Linked DNA regions of Homo sapiens: region 2 is linked to region 1. Evidence: chromatin loops called from intact Hi-C (ENCODE). Cell type or tissue: ascending aorta. All regions are shown on one strand. Links, peaks and the distances in the headings refer to the core of each region. The heading gives the core; the rest is flanking DNA.

The links. Peaks named below come from ENCODE experiments on the same cell type or tissue, not always from the same donor. Only the 100,000 strongest peaks of a DNase experiment are listed, where the experiment ranks them.
Region 2: a loop joins it to region 1, with 18 times the contacts of the local background. A loop is called at or near these places in 34 of 110 quality-filtered maps.

What each region holds. Positions count from the first base shown.
Region 1 is chr18:33,490,873-33,501,668 of GRCh38, forward strand. No RefSeq gene overlaps it. Among named protein-coding and RNA genes, the nearest start is that of CCDC178, 56 kb to the left of the region's middle. In ascending aorta, for the core only: no CTCF peak of the experiment used is centred there; a DNase peak (open chromatin) is centred at 4,671.
Region 2 is chr18:33,230,045-33,235,044 of GRCh38, forward strand. The region is part of intron 15 of CCDC178 (coiled-coil domain containing 178); the gene reads right to left. Among named protein-coding and RNA genes, the nearest start is that of CCDC178, 210 kb to the right of the region's middle. RefSeq lists an enhancer at 1,501-1,795. In ascending aorta, for the core only: a CTCF peak has its summit at 2,162 (motif pointing right); a DNase peak (open chromatin) is centred at 2,177.

The sequences.
Region 1 (10,796 bases), core at 2,506-7,505:
AAGAGGGACAATACAGATCTATACAATAGGTGATCCTTCTTATGAGTTTTATAAATCATACATAATTACTGAAATGTAAACTATAACACCATCTGATATATTCAGGATAATGATATTTAAAAGTACAGAAAGTAAAGGGAACTAAATAAGAATACATTTTCCACATTTGACTCCAAGTGGTGGTAAAGTGGTGTAGGGAGAAAGTGTGTGTTGTTATAAAAAGGCAGCAAGAAGTATGCTTGTGGTGTTGGAAATGTTCTGTGTCTTGACTTTGGTGGCAGATATAGGAACTACACGTGATAAAACTGCATAGAAATAAATACATGAACACAAACACACAAACGAATACAAGTAAAACTTCGTATGTCTGAATGACGTCTGTGCATTGTATCAATGCCATTCTCCTGGTTGTGATAATATACTATAATTCTATAAGTTATTATCATTGGGGGAAACTGGGTAAAGGATATATCAGATCTTTGTATTATATCTTATAACAATATGTGAATCTATACTCATCTCAAAATCAAAAGTTAAGTTAAAAAAGTTACCCAACTATGACCCTAAAAACCCTAAAAGTAAATACCCTTCCATAGTTTCGTTCTTTTTAGATATTAATAAAATTACCAAGACAGTTTTCTCCTTGCTGCATTAACTTTAATAAACTGTTTTGCTCAATTATAAAAGAAAATAGAGGAGTCACTGATGTGTACATACATTCCAAAGTTTCCAGAATCTGCTCAGATGCCTACTAAATCATTTCCATATTTTCTGCTAGTCATCAGCCACAAGAAATAGTTGCCACAATCACCCCAGAACCTTGGCTTAATCTTAGTTTAGGTTAACTGTGGTTCTGTTTTGCCTGCTCTTCTAAAAGTGGGAGCTTTTTTGATCATCAGAGCAAAGCTCCCTTGAACCTCCTCCCATAGCAAAGTACTTGGCTCTGTATCTACACATCATCACAGGAACCACTCTTAATAATGAAGACAATATAGTGAATACAGTCAAAAAAAGAAAGCTTTAATAGTCAAGCCAACAGATAGTCCAGAATATGCACAAAATATGCCTTCTCTTCAGTTTTGCATTATTTTCCAAAATAAATGGAATCTATGAGTGGGGGAAGTATGTGGAAGGTCTGAAATTTCTCTTTTGTTCATTTCAATGTATAATCTACTTTATCAAAGTGTGAAGGTTCTTCAACCTATGCTTGTTGTCTGTACCAATAGGCTGTGTCTCTCACTAGAGTCACTTCCCTTCAAGGGAATCCCTTTCTCTTCTCTTTTCATCCTATAAGCTCTGCGTCCCTATATCATCTTTGTTCCTTTCTATTTGGAAACGTGATTTTTATAGTAGTCAATCATTATGGGGGAGGCTTTGACTTTTATGATTAGTGCATCTGTTATACAGTTAGACATTTTATCTTATGAAGATGGGCTCCTCCTTGTCTATCTTTTTTTATTATCATGCTGAATAATATCTCTAAGTCCTTCTTCGTCTTGATAATGACATGATGTTACCATTATCTTGGAATATCTCTTCCTTATATAGGAAAGAAGAAACAGAAAAAAAAGGTATCACTCTCTAAGTACCCTAAGTATATATGTGGCTTATCCATCAGATACAGTCTATGCTTGTCTGGAAAATATTTTATGATAAGATAAAACATAATATATGTCTTAGACTTACTAAAAATGTAAATCATCACAACTATGACCTTTTAAGCAAATGCATAAACTTTGGATTTGATGACAAAAACAAAGATAAATAACGATGGATTCTGTTATTTTTAACCTTGGGCTTTGGCACCAAAGATAGATATAGCCTCATGAATTTTATGTTACAAATACTGTAGAAAGGAAGCAAGACTTAACATGTTTATATTGAGCTTACATTCTTTCAACAATTTATATAGGACAGGTTAAGAAGGAAGCCTTGTGATACAGGAAATAGAACTGAGTATTGATGTGAAGTTTCACTTGTAATCATTTAAGTCCCACAGAACTGTGATCATAGCTATTTTTAATGGCAGTAGTGGTAAATGTCACACAGTCAACAAATTAAAAAGATAGAATGAACTGAGACAATACACGAATTCAAAGAAAGTTCTGTTCAACAGGTAGCAGAAAAAGAGCTCAGTTTGGAGTTAGGAAGGCCTGAATTTGGACCTGGTTTGGCCACAGGCCATGTAACCTTAACCAAGTTATAAAATCTATCAGGACCCAAGGTTCCCTAGTGTAAAATAGCATAATTATAGTAACCCCTTCCCCACTATTGCTTATAGGGTTTAAGTAATAAATGATTTAATAATGCTGAAAATTTAAACATCCCTAGCCGATAGTATTTCATAAGTGTTAGCTGTTACATTTTGTTATGACTTTTAGTTTTACTTCCCTCCCCCTATTTTATCTCTTCCTTTCCAATGCAGTTACTAACATTTTATGTATGGCTCTCCTTCTCCTTTCTACTCTCTCCATAAACCCCGACCTGCCACTTACATTACTAATCCCAGTGCAGACCTGAGTGGATGACACAATCCCAGTTGGGGCATGTGCTATGGTTTGAGTTTGTCCCCACCAAAACTCATGTTGAAATTTGATTCCCATTACGGCAGTGCTAGGAGGTGGGCTTAGTGGGAGGTGTTTGGATCACGGGGTTGGGCCCTCATGAACAGATTAATGCCATTTGCAGGCATGAGTTCTTAGTTCCCATGAGAGTGGGTTGTTATAAAGCAAGGCTGCCTCTCGTGTTTGTTCTCTTTGCACACACCTGTTTGACTGTCTGCTTCTCAGCCATGTTGTGATGCCACACATGGCCCTCATCAGGATCCAGCCAGATCTGGCCACCTGATCTTTGACTTTCAAGCCACCAAAATTGTGAGCAAAATAAACTTCCTTTATTTGTAAATTACCCAGCCTCAGGTCTTCAGTTATAGCAACACTAAACGGACTAAAACAGCATGTCACGTGGCAGCTGGAGGCTGTCATCACTAGTCAGGTCAACACAGTCCCATTAGATCACTGCTAGCCAGTCCAGGGCTTGCATGGATGGCCCCTCATGGTCCCACAGCCAGTCAACCTCACTCAGAGATGTTGCTTTCCTAACATGGGACAGAAACAGTTCACAGTATTTTGCCTTTATAATTCTACCTGGTTCTCCACTGAACTCCACCTAACAGCTGACCTAGACTCTGTGCCCAGTTGAACTTTCTGCTTGGCAGGAAATTTTTCACTCAGTGCTCAATGTTTAGTCTCTATTTAATAGTTTTGTTTTCTAAACAATATGTGTAATAATACCAGTTTCTTGATTTTCTTGATTAGACTTTTTTTTTTTTTAATATGGAGTCTTGCTCTCTTGCCCAAGCTGGAGTGCGATGATGAGATCTCGGCTCACTTCAACCTTCGCCCCTCTGCCTCCTGGGTTCAAGTGATTCTCCTGCCTCAGCCTCCCAAGTAGCTGGGGCTACAGGCACCCTCCACCACACCCAGCTAATTTTTGTATTTTTAGTAGAGATGGGGTTTCCACATGTTGGCCAGGCTAGTCTCAAACTCCTGACCTCAAGTGATTCATCTGACTTGGCCTCCCAAAGTGCTGGGATTACAAGCATGAGCCATTGAGCCTGGCCTAGACTTAGTTTTCTTTTTGAAAGTCATATGAAGTTAATACTACTCCTGTAACAAATTTGTACAACCTTAGTGGTTTAATATAACACAAATTCATTTGCGTATTGCTCTGGAGATCAGAAGTCTAAAATCCATTTCACCGGCGAAGGTGTCAGCAAAGCTGATTCCTTCTGGAGGCTCCTAGGACAGAATCCATTTCCTTGCCTTTCTCATCTTCTAGTGGTTGCCTGTGTTCCTTGGCTTGTGGCCACCTTCCTCCATCTTCAAAGCACTTCACCCCAGTCCCTGTTTCCAGCATCATACCACCTATTCCTATGACTTTGACTCCCTCTGCCTGCTTCTTATAAGGACTGTTTTGATTATAATGGGCCCATCGGTACAATCGAGGATTATCTCCCCATCTCAAGCATCTTTATTTAGTCACATCTATAAAGACCCTTTTGCCATATATGGCAACATTCACAGTTCTAGGAATTAGGAAGTAGAAATATTTAGGTGGTCATTATTGGGCATACAGCAAAAATGCTTTTAAGAGAAAATGGGGAATAAAGGAAGGAAGGAAAGATACAAGAAAGAGAGAGGAGGAAACAATAAAGAAGATTTTTGCAATACATGTATAAAAGCAAAAGCAACACAGATCTTCTTTGTTGAAGCACAGAGCAGCATATTATTAAAACCAAGTGGGCTTCACGTTCTTAAAAAGAGGTGAGATTTGCTGTAATAAAAGAAGAAAGAGGGAGAAAGGAACACAGTAATGCCGTGTCCAATTTGTTAGAACCACAATCTAGAGGCGTGTGAATTACTTAGGAAAGAATTTTAAGAGGATCCTACAGCAGAGATTCAGAATAAGAGAAAAATAACAGATCCTTGTTTTAGTGTAACTCAAGTGAAATCCTGCCAAGAAACAGCCCTTCCTGTAATCCTTTTCCTACCCATTCCTGCTCACAAAACATCCTTCTGGAATAAGCCTGATGGGTCATATTGGAGAGTTTAGTGGAGGAGAGTGCCACCACCTGCTTGATTTCAGCAATAACATCCTACTGGATGCCACAGGGGAGGATGCTCTCACACTGTGTTCCAGCTATGTCAAGGCTGGGCTGTTTTGATGACAGCCTACTTTAAGAGCTGTAAAGGGGTATAAAGGCAGTGGGCAGATTTATATTCTGGGGATAACTTTCTCATAAAAATTTCATTTCTTCCTAGATGTCCAGGCAGAAAAATAGCTTAAAGTTCAACAAAAATTGCTATAGCATAGTAATTTACTCACCATGAATCCGGGCTAGAAATTATTTTCGTTAAATTTGTATTTTTAATAGAGTAACAGTGTTAATTATTCATAATACATAGGTATTTCATTTGAGCTAGCTTGTCATGTCATTAAATTAATCATGAATATGTATTTGTGAAACATATTTTCATCATATCTCATGATTTACAAATGTTTCTGAAAATGCCTGTAATGCATTCTTTCATTAACTTTGCTGAGCTAAATGCATTTTCAAAAAAGAAGTCTTAAAAAGACCATGAGATGTAAGCAAAATAACTAAACTAAATCTTAACATGGAAATTTGTTCAATAAAGATTATGAGAAAAATATTCATGAAACACAAAATGAGAAGGTTATTATTCAAATAAAACAGAAAGAACTTCTATTTTTGTACACTGACAAATGCCAAAAAACAGAAAAAAAGAAAAGTGAAACTCCTTCAGGGTTTTCCTTTCAATATAAGCAATAAACTGCTAGACATGTAAAAGAGTTATTACCATTTAATGCAAGCAATAGTCACATTTGTTAACAGAATGAATTAAGGAATTGGATAGTTAGAATTCACACGCATACACTCCTATAAATTTCAGTTAAATCAGTACTATTTGGAAAATGGATAGAGATAAATAATTAGAATATATACTAAACTAATTCACTCTGATTTAAAGCATTCGAAAAATAACTTATTATTCAAATCAAACATATCCAACATGAAAGAGAGGACAAAACAATGACAACATTTCTCAAAGCATTTTATTTAGGAAAATCCAAACGTGTATGAGTTTTACACTCTTGTTTTCTTCATTCCTCAATCAAGTATTTATTAAAAACCCATTCTATGAATAATTCCTAGACAAGGTATTTTGTTAGGTACTGCTCAGAGTATTCATACAGTGTATCATGGGGAACCATTTTCTCTTATCATCTTTAGGCAAAACTAGGAAATGCATTAAACTAGAATGTTACATGTACCGTCTCTAACTACTAAAAGACCCACATTCACGTGCCTCTTCCTCCCTTTCCCAACTCAGGCCAGGCCACAGGTTCAGGGGTTTTTCTGATGGCCCTTCCCAAACCCAGCATTTGTATATTTGTCCCATTTTTTCAGGGTCTTCCTATGTCACTTGCTGGTTAACTGGAAAGATTAATTCCATCTGTCAGGTGGTAAAGACAGATCCCATGCTTGTTAAATCGTAGTCTGAGCTGGGAGAGCAGCCAAAGCCACAGGACAAATATGAAGTATTAGCATTACTTTTAAACTCTCTCAAATACTATCCTATACAGAATCTCAATTTTGGCCTCAGAAAGACCTCGTTAGAGACTATAGTATATCTCCTTGAAAACCTGAATTTAAATTACATTACTTTAAATGTAATACATTGATAACTGTCCTTGAAATATGTATGTATTACAAGCTGAGAACCAAAAAATTATTTCAGGAAATAAGTATTGTTTTGAATGAAATCGTTATTTAAAAACAGAAGTGATTGTGCGATGAAGTACCTATAAGCTATGAGAAAACATTTTGTTTCTTCTAAGAATAACAAGAGTAACTATTGAATTTTGTCCAATATCAAGCCAGCAATTAAGTGGCTAATTAAAATTCCAGTCAGAACACAAAAATACTTACAATAACATTCAATAAGATTGATTAATAATTGTAAAGTAGAATCATTTCTATTTCGTAAAAATATTTAGAAAAATTATTGTGCTCCAAGATGATAGATATTTTTAAATTTTGCAGAAAAAAATGAACAACAAACTTCGCCTTCCACTACATATAAGAGAAGACCTAAAATCCGAATTTGGGCAGTTTTCGGCTATTTTAATGATCCATTCAATCCCGGTACAGTTCATTAAGTAAATTGTGCCATGTTAAGATGGACTTATAAACTAAATCAACTGGAAAACAGCTGATTTGTTGGTATGGTTCAGCACAACCTTAATAAGTATTGTCATTTCCCCAGATTTTTATAGAATTATTTCATGTGATAGAACTTCACTAACGCAAATCTATGAACATTTTACTAAGATTCAGATTTTACATTATTTATGAAGACGGGATATGCCGAGCAAATTGACAGATGAAGATCCTAGGAATGTTTTATCTATTTGCAGCTGTTTTCAAATACTGTAGTAGTAACCATGTGTGCTAAAGCAATTAATGTGCTAATTACAGATGTGCCTTTATTCTAGTCCTTGGAGCAGAGTCAGCAAGGCCTCCGTTCGGCAGGGCTTTTCACTTTAGTTTGAATAACTGAATGTACTTAGAAATAAAATTGCCTTTAAAAGAAAGAAAGAAAGAAAGAAAAACTCCAACTTCATATGGCTCATGATTCCCCAGATTTGGATATCCCACTCATTGAATTCACCCTGTAAAACACAACAGCTGCCTAACATAAAGCTCTGTGGCAATGTAATTAATTTATAAAACAGGTGTTACTCCCATTTCTTCCATTCCTCAGTCGCATTGTTAAAAAAAAAAGTGGCTCATATAATTTATAATTCAAATATTATGCTAATTTGTAAAAATTTACTAATCCTTACTACACAAGGGGGAAATTGGTCCATGGAATATTTGAAAGTGCTAATTTATTGATTTTCAATGTTAAACTCAGAAGCAGCATAGGAGAAAGAAGAATCCAGGAGGGATTGTTTTTATTTTTGTTTTTATGCTGGCTACCATTCCTGTTTCCTGTTTTTTGGCAGCCTATGTGGTTTTCTTCCAGTCACATGGCATCTTATTCTAAAAGTCATATTCACTATGCCGGCTTCCCTAGGACCCAGGTGCATAGTAGTAATGGATTTAGATAAACAAGTAGCATTACGGTGATAGTGGCATAACTTTGTAGGGTTTCCCATTTGCTGCAATAGTTCTGCTGTTTCAGGGCCTATTCTCCTTTACATTTGCCCTATTATGTTAAAGGTGATGAAGGAAAATATTTAGTGAACTCATGGTAGTTAAGAAGATAAAAGGAAGGAAAGACGGTGGGAAGAGGTGGGGAAGTGAAAGGAGGGAATGGAGAGAGGGAGAAAGAAAGAAAGGGAAAGACAAAATATAGAGAAAATAGAATTTGGTATTATTGGTATTATAATGAACTCCTGAGCGACACCTTCAGAGGATCTAAATACGAAAAATTATGTTACACTGATGGAAGAGAGGGATTCAAGACTGTAAGAGAGCTCAAGGGGGCTTCTGGTAAGGTTCTGTTTCTTGATCAGCTTACTGGTTACATAGGTAGACTCAATTTGTCATAATTCATCAAACTGTACATATATGACATGCGTACTTTTTAGTGTGTATATTTCACTAAAATATTTTAAAATAAAACATGTGCTACAGGGGAACAGGCATTATCTTCCATCTGTTTTAAGTTTTCCTGGATAAAGTGACTTTGAAAGTGACTTAAAGCATCTCTCAACTTCGTAGTCAAATATGATCTTTACTTATCACAGAAAAGATAGTACTGGACTGCTAAGATTAGGTTTCAATTATGGCTCTAGCTCTTTGATAAACTGAGTGTTCTTAGATAAGTGGCTTTATCTCTCCCAAGGCTCAGTTTTCTATTTTGGAAAATGTTACAGAATCATTTAATGAGATATTAATTCCTACCTTGTTTTTCTTGTAGTAGTATGGACAGCCAGTCTGATGTTTACTTGGCTTCTCTGCTCCAGAAATAATCAATTTCTTTGGGTTTCAAGATCCATCCTAAGAAAAACCTCAAATGAGTCTTTGAAAGAACCAAAGTGCTGTTTGAAAGAAAACTGCAATTTCTGCCAAGTTGGATGAATGGAGGGCAGCTGGTGCATTTTGAGGAAGACAGAAGACATAGTTGGAGTCTTGCATCTGAAGCAGGTGGAGGAGTACTAGGATCAGCGGAGTTTTGGTCATACGCCTTAGTTCTTAGCAATCGGCACAATTTTCATGAGTCTGCAGCTGAGAGCAATTTCTCATCTTGACCCTACTGATGTATTGTGCCACATAATTCTTTTTTGTGGGAGCTGTTCTATGCGTCGTAGGATGTTTCGCAGCATCCCTGGCCTCTACCCACTAGATGCCATTAGCACCTCCTTTCTAAGCTGCAACAACCAAAATTGTCTCCATTATTGCCAAATGTCTCCAGAAGGACCAAATCCTCCATATTCCCATTGAGAACTAGTGGCATACAGCAAAGTGCTAGATACTGAATTTGTCATTGAAAGGATGAAGGGGAATAAATACCAGGAGCTGCAAAGCCACTTGGCATTGAATGGGCCTCTAAAATTGAACAATACACTTATAAAATGATTCCCATACAGACTAAGTCAAATACAACTTCCCCAGATTGTGTAAACCTAGCTTGTGTAAATCTCATATCAATCCCAAGAATTGTGGAGTGGGGGACTATTGAGAATGTCTTTTCATAAACCCTGCCAGGTGGAGGAGATTAAGACAGATCTGATTTGATTTAGACACCTAAAGAAATCTATCCATTATTTTATGTAGGTGTCATGGTGAAATCTGTACCTGTTACATGTGTTTAAAAAAAACTTAGCAATTTTTCTAACATACGGAAAACACTCAACAAATGTTAATCATGTTATTATCACCCCTACTTTATAGATGATAAAAGTCACAAAGAAGCAAAACTACATTTCTGAGAACCAGAGCTAATAAACAAAATGAGGACCAAAATAAATTACTCCTGGTGTCCCCACTCTATGTAACTCTGTTGCTTATATTAATGATAAATTTTTTATTGGAGTGCCTGGAAACTATTATTTTATCTCTTCTCAGTTCAATTTAGAAAATACAGGTATCCATCATGTGCTTTACATCCTATTCAGTCATTTCAGGATACAAGAATAATATATAACCCAATGTAATTATTGTGTTTGTGTGTGTGTGTGTGTGTATGTTTCTTTTGTGTGTTTTGTTTTATTTGTTTATTGGACAGTAAAGACACCTGAAGCAATATAAAAACCTTCCAGAATGTAGGCACTTAAGTATCAGAATGATGGATACAGATTGTACGTGCTAAAAGCATTCTGAAAAAGAAAGCTCAAAATAAATCAGGGTAGTTGAGGAAGGCATCATGGGCTTTGAACTAGCAATTTAAGAATGGGACTAAATTAAACTAGCAGTTTAAGAAGTACAGGTAGAAATGTTTGAGAAAAGTTTAATAACCAGGAAAACAACATATGCATTTCTACTGCATAAAAGCCCCACAATCCACCCCAGATTTTTATCTCCAGCCTCTGTTCTCTTTACAGCTTCTGTAGAGCCCATTCCTTCTAAATCCTCATGTTTTTTCAGTCACACTATGCTTTAACCCCCATTCAGGACTCGAGGCCTTTGTACATACTGCTCCCTTTGCCGGTATGCTTGCCTGTGGTCATTCTACTCACTCTGGCCCACTTCACTTGCAAATTCCAATTTTCCCTTCAAATTCAAAACTCAAATTTACCTCCTCATATCTCCTAAGAAGGAAATAATGAACTTCTTCTTCTTTATTAGGTGTCCCCCAATGTATCCTATATAGAATCTCTGAGAAGTTATATATATTAATTCAGTATTAATCCAGTATGATTCAAAATTGGTTTTTGCCCTTTAATAGAGTACCACTATCAAAACTCACCTACAGAAATACTTACCAGACCCTTTTAATTCATTTTTATCTGCACAACCTATACATAATGCTAATTTTCTATTACATTTTTCAAGTAAGTTACAACCAAATCTAAAATTACCTTTGGTCTCCATCCTCAATCCCAGTATTCTCTTTCATTCCCCCAAGGTAATTACTATTATGTCCTTTCTTCATATTTCCATTTTTTTACCTTTATTTAATATGTATGTGTGCTGTTATAAATTTTTTCTTGAGTGTGTTTTTATTTTGGTGGTACCACATTCTATGTAGTAAACAATA
Region 2 (5,000 bases), core at 1-5,000, 260 kb before region 1:
CATTGGGCAAAATCCTCTAACCTAAGGCTATTTTATAATAACATGTTGAATAGCTCACGTAATTTATCGAATGCCATACTGAGAGAGAGAAAAACAGAATGGCTGTATGAGTGCTCAAAGTATGGTCTCCACTGAATATGCATCACTTTCACACCATGGTAAAGTTGAAAAACTGTAAGTGGAACCACATTAACTCAGAGGCTGTGTGTGTGTGTGTGTGTGTGTGTGTAAGTTAATTATCATATCCATTAGTGAAATAGCTATTATCCACTTTCAAATATGATAAAACCGAGGTCTAAGGTCATGGAATTTGTCACAGGACCAGTCTTCAAACATGTATCAGCACCAGGACTGCCTGCTACTAGAGCCTGGACACATTCTACAGCTCTTCACAGTAAGCTCCCTCCTCTATCTCCTTGGCTGCTAGCACTTTGTCTGTTATATAATATTTGCCAAATGAATAATTTATTGAGCAAATGGGTTTATGATTAACAAACAAGCTTGCTTTTGATCTCTAGGTTGGGGAATTAAATTGTAAAAGTTTCAGATTCTTTCAAATTAAAAAGATGTTATTTTTTAAAAAAAATCTTTATATGAGGAGAAGCTCAGGGCCCATTACAACGTCACAATCACATTTATATATAGCATCTTTAAGATGGATGATACAACAAGGCCTTTGAGATGTTTTTCCTGAGATGTGGAGAGATGGGACAGGTGGTAGAAAAGACAGTGAGGTTGATTCTGACTTAGGATTGCATGCAATATATATTCCTAAAGTATAAATACCTGAAAAAGCACTGAAGGAAGACTGCCTTCTCCAGAAACGTGGCCTGTGGCCCAGCTTGTGCTAAACGTTCAAGTTCTTCAAATTGCCAATTCATTGTAAAGGGAACGAAAGCCCAGAAAAATTGCCACTTAGCAACTGTTCCAATAATGGATTCTACTAAGGATCACTGATAGATTCTAAATCCACTGGGTGAAATGTGTTGGGAAAAAATAGCCATGTATTCTTAAATATCACTCAATTGATTACTTATTAATTACAATGGGGAAATGAATACATTTCTTGACCATAACTTTAACCAACTGATCAAACTTAATATCACTGATAATGAGACAAACATAGACCATGTGCTTGTGGACACAATATTATATTATTGTAATTATGTTATATTCCTGCCAGATGTGTTTAACTTGTATCTAATTATGAAGAAACAAAAGGATAAATCCATATTGAGAAAAATCCTGCAAAGTAACTGGCCTAGACTCTTAAAAATGTAACGTAGTGAAAGACAACTTTTTAAAAAAAAGGTAGAGATTTTTTAAGATTAAAAGAGACTCAAAAGTTATAACAGATAAATACAATGCATGGGGCTCAATGACATATACCAACCAATTGAAATAGAGAAATTTGCATGTAGACTATGCATTTGTGCTCATTATCTAATTATTGCCTCTTAGCTCCAAATCTACTGTTTTTAACTCTGATCTGTGATAATGGAGGTGGATCCTGTGAGCAGTTTCCTTTTGCAGTTTTACTTTTGGAGTAAAGCTAGGCTTTATCAACAGAGGGCAGGGGACAGGCAGGCAGAGCTGCAGCAGCAAGGGGCGCTGTGTCCTGGTTCCTTGTTCCAGTGGACCGTTGTTATTTTCTCCATTCTCCTGCAGAACTGCCACCAGCTGGTGTGTGGGGAGGTTCTCTGCCCACAAACTCCATTCCACCTCCATCAAGTCTCTCCAGCAACACGCAGATAGCTGCTGCTGAACCCTATGTTGAGACACAACCCCACCCTCTCCAATAAAGCTTCACTCTGCTTGGGAGAGAGCAGCCTCTTCCATGCTTGTTCCTTCTTAGGGTGCTTTCTCTCAGCCCTCCAGGCACTGGCTGCTGCCTACATTTGCTATTCCTGTGTTCTTTAGAACAGAGATGGCAAACTTTTTTTGTAAAGGGCCAGATAGTAAATATTTTAAGCTTTGCGGATTAAGGTCTCTGTCACAACGACTCAATTCTGGTTTTGGAGAAAAGGAATAAAAGAGATCAAAGGATCACTTTGAAGAGCTTGGAAGAAGCCTGGAGCAAAGGAAGTGACAATATCTCAGAAGCTGGAAAGAGGGCACATTCAACAGTCACCTTTGACCTGCAGCCTGGTTTTAGCAGTCACAAACCAGAAGGTGGCAGCAGAGAGCTACACTGCTGGAATAGATTCCTGTACTAGGACAAAAGATAGCTGAAAGGAGGACAAACAGTCAATACTGAGTCCGGAAACCCACATTCAAAGAGAAAAAGGGAGCAACACTACATAAACAGATCTAACATCAGAATCAAAGAAATGGCTTCAGTTTCATTTCCAGTGACAGAGAAGCACTAAGAGCAAAGTTAGAGAATTTATGTTATGTAAGGTTTGAGATCAGGAAAGGAAGATGGATACTCTAAAGAATTACAATCTTAAAGCAAAATTTGAGATATGTTTAAGTGACTATGGGCTGGACTGAATTAGTGGGACCAGGTATCTCTGGCTATGGTTGTGCATTATTAGGAAACATTTTGGTGGCCAGGACCCTAACAGAAAGTATAGGTGGCAGCCCAACCTGATTCTATCTGAAAATAGGACATGACACTATGTTATCTTTCTTTTTGTACGAAAGTATATGTGTTTCTGGTGAAATATTTTAAATTACAAAAAGAAATAATACAAATATTCAAATCCACAGATACGCATTTTGACTTTTTGGTGTCATTTCTTTTTTAGGTCCTGAATTTAAAGTTATTATCTCTGGTAGAGTCAGTCTAACAAGATCTTTCTCATCTACTACAAAAGCAGAAGTCTCATTAATTTTTAAAAATTCTACATTGAATGAATTTATAATTTATCTTAATACTCATAGATTTAAACACTATTCTATTATTGAGAAATTTGTATATTTAAAATTTCCTATTATATGTTATTAGTATATATTCATGGTTTCCATAAATATTTATTGAGTATCTGTATAAGCACTGTTTAAGCACTGGAATGCAGCAGTGTATACAAAATAAACAATTATTGTTGACCTCATGAACCATGTTTTCAGTGGCTGTTACGTTAACTGTTAATAAACATCCTTAAACCTGCATCTCTGTTGGCTTTGTTCTTGGTTACTTTCTTAAAGTTGTATTTTTAGAAATAATGTTACTGAGTTACAGATTATGAATGTTAGGTTTTTTACATCTATTGATGAATTGCTTTCCAGAAAGCTCTAATTTACACTGAATTGGATACTTGAGCACCTATGAGTTGTTATAGCAAAATATCTTTACCAGTATCAAATATCAGTTTTTATATATGTAAAATTGGGATAACACTTTTTTTCATAAAATAAGTATGGGAGGTAAAAGAAGAAAATGTATATAAAGTAATATGCTTAAGGCATCACTCATATTAAGTACTCAACAAATAACTATCATTATGTTCAACGTGTTGTTTAGAACCCACGCATTTATCACAATTACTGGGAGACAGACTTAAGAGTAAAATATGTAGGTAAGTTGTTAAAGATTGTTTTTTTTTTATCCTGAACAACAAAGGTAGCCTCACGCTATAGGAGTATTTTTATGCTACTTATGCCTAATACCTTTAAGAATTTATTATTTGTCAGGCTCCAGGTTGAATGTTTTATACACAATATTATGTATTTATCACCCAAAGGTACCATATAGATACTGTTACATTTATTTAAGAGATGAGAAACCTAGACTAAGAAAAGTTAAGTATATTTTTAATATTCTTAGAGCCAATAATTAGCATAACCAGCCAGGATTTGAATTAAGAAACATCTGACTCTAAAGTCCATGCTTTTTCAATTGAACCACATTTCCTTTCAAACAGGAAGAAGAAAAGTAGAAACAAAGTTCAGATAATTAAATGGAAATACTGAAAAGTCAACTTGCCATCCAATTTCTGACAAGCAAAGTACTAACCCAGTAGAATGGAGAAGGAAATTATGTTCCCATATGATATTTATAGCAAGCTAAATAAAGTTTTATTATATTCTCAAATGTTTTGTACTATCAAGATCCATAAATGTTCAATGCTTTATTTCTATCACATTTTCATGTTTATTTACTTCCTCAAATGTGTCAGGAAAAATGAACTCTTCTGATGCTTGACCAAGGGGTTACTTAGCAGCCATTGTGGGACTTTAATCCTGCTGTACCTTCACACTATTTCTGTTTTCCTTGTATTCTCCTTCCCTTTTTCCCGGCAACCATTTCCCACTAATACAGATTACACATTCCCAATATTATGATTAATAGCAGATTCCTTTCCATTCAATTTTGGCAAAGTATTCTGCCTATGAATGGAGTGGAAAAGAATCTTAGTAAACGAAGACCAATGAAACAAGCAAAAAAATACCAGATCAAAGTTATAAATATGGAACAGAGAGAGATAAGGAAGTGATTATCCTAGAAACGTTCAGCATAAATAACTGAGCTTCTAAGCAGCTTAACTCAGAGAGAAATAAGAAAGTGTAGGGAACTCTTAATTATTAATTAAAAAGAAATAAATTTTATCAAGAAAAAACAACTTTTTTAGTTTGGAAATCTAAGGTCAATTACTTTTGTAGGTTTTTTTGAGCATATTGACAATATGACTAACTCCCTTATTAATTTGAAAAACCAAGAAGCAATGGTCAATCTTAGCCATTACTTTTACCAACCTTTATTAAAAGCCAAGGATGTGATAGCAATTCATAACTCAATAAAAGCTATTACATGTGGGACAAGAGTAATATGCTCCAGATTCGACATGCTATAAGGCATAAATCCTTTGGGATAAAAATTAATGAATTAATAGAATGTTCATTTTATAACTACTTAAAAATATTATCAGTCTTATCTGGAATTCTTATAGAAGTTGCATGGTGCATACATTAAGCTTTAGTTTATTAGATCTGTTTTGTTCTGTTGATTGAACTAAAGATGCTCTAAGTACTAGCAGAAATTATGCCCTCCAAGAAAC